Linked DNA regions of Homo sapiens: region 2 is linked to region 1. A link is a loop called in an ENCODE intact Hi-C map of the cell type or tissue named here. Cell type or tissue: A673. All regions are shown on one strand. Links, peaks and the distances in the headings refer to the core of each region. The heading gives the core; the rest is flanking DNA.

What was found. A loop is a pair of places that touch in the nucleus more often than their neighbours do. Peaks named below come from ENCODE experiments on the same cell type or tissue, not always from the same donor. Only the 100,000 strongest peaks of a DNase experiment are listed, where the experiment ranks them.
Region 2: a loop joins it to region 1, with 5 times the contacts of the local background. A loop is called at or near these places in 7 of 110 quality-filtered maps.

What each region holds. Positions count from the first base shown.
Region 1 is chr13:112,101,083-112,103,982 of GRCh38, reverse strand. All of the region lies in intron 3 of SOX1-OT (SOX1 overlapping transcript), which reads right to left. Among named protein-coding and RNA genes, the nearest start is that of LINC00404, 4.1 kb to the left of the region's middle. RefSeq lists an enhancer at 1-305. In A673, for the core only: a CTCF peak has its summit at 1,543; DNase peaks (open chromatin) are centred at 1,522 and 2,222; H3K27ac peaks cover 1,862 bases.
Region 2 is chr13:112,442,576-112,445,475 of GRCh38, reverse strand. The region is part of intron 2 of LOC105370372 (a long non-coding RNA gene); the gene reads left to right. Among named protein-coding and RNA genes, the nearest start is that of SPACA7, 68 kb to the right of the region's middle. In A673, for the core only: CTCF peaks have their summits at 1,101 (motif pointing left), 1,308 and 1,877 (motif pointing right); DNase peaks (open chromatin) are centred at 1,335 and 1,865; H3K27me3 peaks cover 692 bases.

The DNA.
Region 1 (2,900 bases), core at 244-2,743:
CCGCGCGGGCTTGACTGCTTTCCCCACACTGAGAAAAGTGAGAAAAGAAAAGCGAAAATACCAGTCACCGAGGTTAGCCGCTTGTTCCCAGATTAATGGCAAACGGCCCCCTCCTCCTCCCCGCGCCCCCGCCCCCGCCCCCCTCCTGCATAGCGTACGGATTCAGGAAACACGGCAGAGGGGAGGGGAGGACAGTTATTCATAACTCCCCATCTGATTTCATATTTTCTGTCCCCTGCCCAGGGCGGGGTCTTCGAGCCAAGCGCGCGGTCCCCCCGCCTGCAGGTGCTGAGCTGGGCTGCCGCGGGCCCGTGGCCTGGGGAGGTCTAAGCAGGCTTGGCTGCACGCCTCGCTCCAGTAGAGGAGTCAGATGAAGCCAAACCTAAGATTTCCCAAAACTAGCCCTGCAAAGCCTTCACAGTACTCCTAACAGGAAACAAAAACAACAAACCAGCCCTGGGCCTCCAGTGACCTCCATCCCCACATCCACTCAGCAGGGCTGGCGCCTGGAAACAGGCACTTCTGGATTTCAGGGGCTTGGGAAGGAGGAGGTACAGGGAAGGGAGGACTTCTCTGACACCCAGGGTGTGTGTGTGTGTGTGTCCTCTTGCAGATAGTTAGGAGTAGAGGTGCCTGCAGCTGGGAGTACCCCCCACCCCACCCCGTTGCACGCCTCCCTGTCTGGTTCCGGAAGACAGGCGTTCTTCCAGAGGTTCTTACCAAGGGTCTAGCCCTTCAGACCAGTGCCTCCCAGGGCTGCCTCCCAGGCCTTGGGTCCCTCCCTCCCAATCAAGGTAAATGAGGGTTCCAGGCTGGCTTTCTTTCCAAAAAAGGAGATTCTTGGCAGCCAGTAGAAAAGCAACCAGCTTGCAGAAGGCAAGCAGGTGGGCAACAACATCGGGGCGGCTTTCTCCCCGTGGCCAGCTCCTCCAGGGCAGGGCTCCTTCCTCCTGCTGTTTCACCCCATGGTCCTGCAACAGTGCATGGCAGTGTGTGCAGAGGAGATGCTCAATACCTATTCATCAAGTGAATGCTGTCCAGTTTTACCTCTCAAAATTCAAGGCCTGCAAGCAGGTCTTCTGGAAGGGAAATATGGCAGCTTTTCTCTGGATGGCTCATAGGGCCCTCTCATCAGTGAACCCGCATAGGCATTACTTGTGGGAAAGAAAGTGAAGACAACATTATGATCTACGTGTAAAACTCTTTTTACAATCGCTGTGCATTTCTTTTGCTAATTAATTCTTGCCACCATGAATTGGACTCCTTTCCTTTTCTGCAAGCACAAATATTAAGCACAAGTTTTAATATGTGAGCTAGATTTCCATTCCTTCTAGTAAACACACGTTCAGGCCTGCCAGGTTTTCTTTCTCCTGCTGTAGAACCTTGCTTTTGTAGGGGCACCACAATGTCTGACTGCTGCTCTGTGCTATAAATAGTCCCCTGGTGGATCGAAAGGTTTAATGGGCCTCTTTAAATACCTAACTTATTATAAAGCCCTGGGAGAATCACATTAACAGGCAGAGAAGAGCAAGAAGAGAGCTCCCCCTGTAGATGCCCTATTACAGCATTCTTGGAGATCCGGAACAGGCAGGACTTTTCCTATTTATGTACATTAATGTGCATGAGAAGCTGCAGCACGCTGGCGCCGGGAGGGGCTGTGGTGGTGAAGGGGTGCACCTAAGCTAGGAGGAGGTGACACTTAAAGAGGTCAAGTGATTTGCGCAGAATTACCCAGAGGCATCGCGACTGTTATCAGTAATAATGAGAAGTCAGAAAAATCAGTGGGTGCTTTGTCCTGTGTTTAAACACATCAGATAGTCCCGTTTAAGAGCAAGGAACACCCCCACCCCCAGCCAGTTCTGAATCCCCAAAGGTGGCACAATGGCAGAATTGGTGAATCTCAAAGAAAAGTTGAATCTCTCTCTATGCCAAGACTTTGTGCATCCATTCGTCGACGCTGAAATGCTTTAAACACTCCAAATTCATACCGCCCATTTTGACAGTTAAAGTTTGCTTTTTATGATAAAGTTTTACATGTTGTTTTCAGCAATGTTTCTCCTTCCAACCACTCTCAGTAACAAGTCAGGAGGATATGCAGTAATTCAGAAATTAGTGAAATTTCATTCCTGGTGGGGGTGTTGGATTAAGAGGCTGGGAGAGTGTGAAGCAAGTCAACGTGTAATTGCATGATAAGGCTCTCACGAGGAATTTATTGGCCAAGTTGCTATTTCTATTCCTTCCTAATCTCGTTTAGCACATTCACTCTCTGCAATCTGTCTCCATAATCTTCTGTAGCAGAATGGCAGCCAACAGAAGCATGCATGTTTGGAGAGAAGAGAAAATATGCAGAGGCGTGATAAACTGATGCTAATTATCCATATTTAGGACACGGAGTGCAGAAGATCAAGGTTTACAAATCACAAGCCCGAGCCCGTGATGATGGCTTCCGCGTGTGGAATACATTGGAGGAGACCAGATAAGGGTTTCATGGGCAGGAGAGATTTATTGGTCAAAGGGTTCACCTTCCACTTTTCCACTTTTATATAGCAGTAAATTATTTAGGTTAAATTCACCAGAACATTACTCTTTCATCTGGCGACGTGCCATGGCTTGCTCTTTCTTTGTGTCTTTTCAATGCAAATCCTTGTAGTTTAACATCAGTTGATAAGAAACAAATAATTGAAGTAATAGGTAATTCCCTTTAAATCGTGCATATAGGATGGTCCCAGAAAGAATGAGATGAGGTAGAGAGCAGAGGGCTGAAAGTGAAGAAATATCAACCTCAACTCTTAAATGGCATAGCTGTCAGGAAACAAAATTTAGATATTCACTGCATGTATGTGTGCACATGTCTCTGTAAGCTCCACAGCCAGCATGCTTGTGGTAAGAATAGGTGTTCT
Region 2 (2,900 bases), core at 89-2,588, 340 kb before region 1:
AGTGGGAGGGGTCTGACATCTGTGGTTCTGTGGTCGCACAGCCTTTACCCAGTATTGAAAAGTAATGTTGCCTCGTGGGGAAACGGAAATGGCCAGCAAGGGTGGGTTCACCTCAGTCCTCCTCACCCGTTCACCTCAGTCTCCGCACCCCCATCCTGCTCTGTTCACCTCAGTCTCCTCACCCCCACCCTGCTCTGTTGTTCCCCTCGGTCTTTGAGACAGGACCAAACGCAGAGGCGGCGCTGGTGCAGCAGGGTCAAGGGGCAGCCTGGGCACCAGCCTCTCAGCCTCCCGGCTAGTCAGCCCCGAGCCGGTCCCAATCTGTCGGTGCTTCCTTGGGTCCTTCTCCAACCAGCGTCCTTTTCAGCAGCAACAGGGAGGCTGCAGAGGCTTCCGGGCTGTGGCAGGCTTGACCAACAGAGCCAGGGGCCAGAGTTGCGAGCGATCATAGCCACTGTCACTGAGAGGGCTTTCTGGGTCGCAGCCGCTGTCGCTGAGGAGGCTTTCTAGATTGTGGCCTCTGTCGCTGAGCGGGCTTTCTAGATGACAGCTGCTGTTGCCGAGGGAGCTTTCTAGATCATAGACACTGTTGCTGAGCGGGCTGTCTGGGTTGTAGCCACTGTCGCCAAATGGGCTGTCTAGATTGTAGTGTCTGTCGCCGAGCAGGCTTTCTAGGTGGTAGCCTCTGTCGCTGAGCGAGCTTTCTAGATTGTAGCCTCTGTCACCGAGGGGGCTTTCTGGATTGCAGCCTCTGTTGCCGAGCGGACTTTCTAGGCTCAGTCACAGGCCACATGCTCTGCGTTCGCTGCCTCCTCTGCTTCTGCCCGCTTCTCCAGGGCTCACCCATCCTGCAGATGAGGGGCCGAGGGCTCAGAGGGAAGGGCCCGCGTACGCTGGGTGCATCGCTGTGTACACAGATCCCGTGGTGAGGCACGGTCCCAGACCCCCGCTTGACCCCAAACCCCAGTCTTTACCCCCACCCAAAACCCCCAAGCCCCATGTCTCCCAAGCCCTTTCACAGTCTGCTCTGCCCACCGCCCCCACTCTCATGGCCTCTGGTGCAGCCACAGGGCCTTGGTAATGGGGGACTGTTGGGGGGCTATCTTTTCGGGGTCTCCTCTGTGGCCCCATCTGCCGGGGAGGAAAGGTCACGGGGGCCTGTGTGGGGCAAGGCAGCATGAAGGGCTTTGCTGTGGGGTCATGGGTCTGGGATGGGCTCTCGGCCACCCTGCGGCCTCCTGTCAGGTGTGCACAGCTGAGCCTGAACTTCCCGGACGAAGGAGGCTGCTATTCCCGGACCCGCCATAGAGAGGCAGTGCAGGACAGGGCTTGAGGTCCCGGCCCAGGCGCTGCAGCTTCTGGGCTCAGCCTGGGCTCTGTCCACTGACAGATCCTGGCTTCTCCGCCAATCCCCCTGTGTTTAGCGGGGTGAGGATGGGAGGGTGAGGTGATGGTCAATCCTCATGTCAACCTGGCTGGGCCATGGCACCCAGATATCTGGACAGACGCCCCTGGGACGCGGCTGTGAACAACTTTTTCTATGAAATTAATGTTAATTCAGGGGACTTTGAGAAAAGTCGTCTGGCTGTGGTGTGGGTGGGCCTCATCCACTCTGCGGAACGTCTTAAGAAAAAGACTGGGGTCCCCACAGAAGAGGGAATCCTGCCTGCAGAGAGCTCTGCACTTGAACGGCAGTGTCGACTCTCTCAGGTTCCCGACCAGTTCCTGAAAATCTCCCCCTCTGTGTGATGTGTGTGTGCGTGTGTGGGTGGTCCCACAGCTTCTGTCTCCTGGAGCCCCTCACCACTGCAGGCGTGGGGCTGCCCTTGGGGCTGGAGGGTGCGTGATGACCACAGGGTGGCGGTCGTGTGTCCTCACTGCCTGGTGCCGTCGCCTTCGGGTGGATGAGACGTGTGGCTCTGGGTCAGCCCCCAGAAGTGGCGGAGGGGTCCGTTGTTCTTATTATTAACTACCTCCTTCACTTCCTCAGACCTACTGTTTTCGACGTCTAAGTCAGCCCTCACCACCACCCCACGAGCTGAAAGATCTTGCCCCTGACTTTGAGACTTGAACCCTGGAACTCCCTTCCTGGAGCCTGCGTTGCCTGGGACAGGGGTGGCCAGGGTGAAATTGGCAGCACCTGGTTGCTCACTCCCGGCCAGCCCTGCCTGCTCCACCCAGCCCCGGGGACGGATTCCTGGTGTTTCGGGGCTGTCTGCCGGCCATCTGCTTGGTAGGGCCGTCGGAATCACCTTTTACAAAGCTCTTCTATCAGTGATTCAGGATCAAGGAGTAAGAGTGCTTTCTGGGTTGAAAAACATCGTGTGGGATCTTTAGCTGGAAAACATTTTATTACAAATATTTTTCAAGTCTATGTGGCCTCTTAAAAAGTCCCATCTTTTTAACACAGTGTTTCCCGGGCCAGCCACGTTTAGCCTTCTAAAGCTTCGTATGCAGCCTCTTACCTAGGAAACGATGCAGCTGTTCAGTCTTTTGCAAGGAGCAAGCCTTTGGTCTAAGAAGCAGCTTCGGGGGTGGAGGAGGTGGTGCTGCTGGGAGACCCGCCCCGGGCACACGTGGAGGTGGGGCTCATGGGAGAGGTGGGGCCTGCAGAGACCCGTCCTGAGGTTTGTGCTCCCAGAGCTGCGCGGGGCAGCGTGGGAGTCACCAGTCACACAGATCGTTTACATTTAAACTCATCCAGATAAAATGAAGAGTTCAGTTCTGCAGTCGCACCTACTGGAAGTGCTCAGGAGCCCACCGTGGTCCCCGTGCAGGGAGGGACTGCAGGGCGGGCTTCTCCTCCTGCTGAGAAAGCTCCCGTGGGTGCAGCTCCCACCTAGGTTTGTAAATAAAGCTTCCTGGGACACAGCCAAGCCCGTGGTTCATGGATCCCCTCT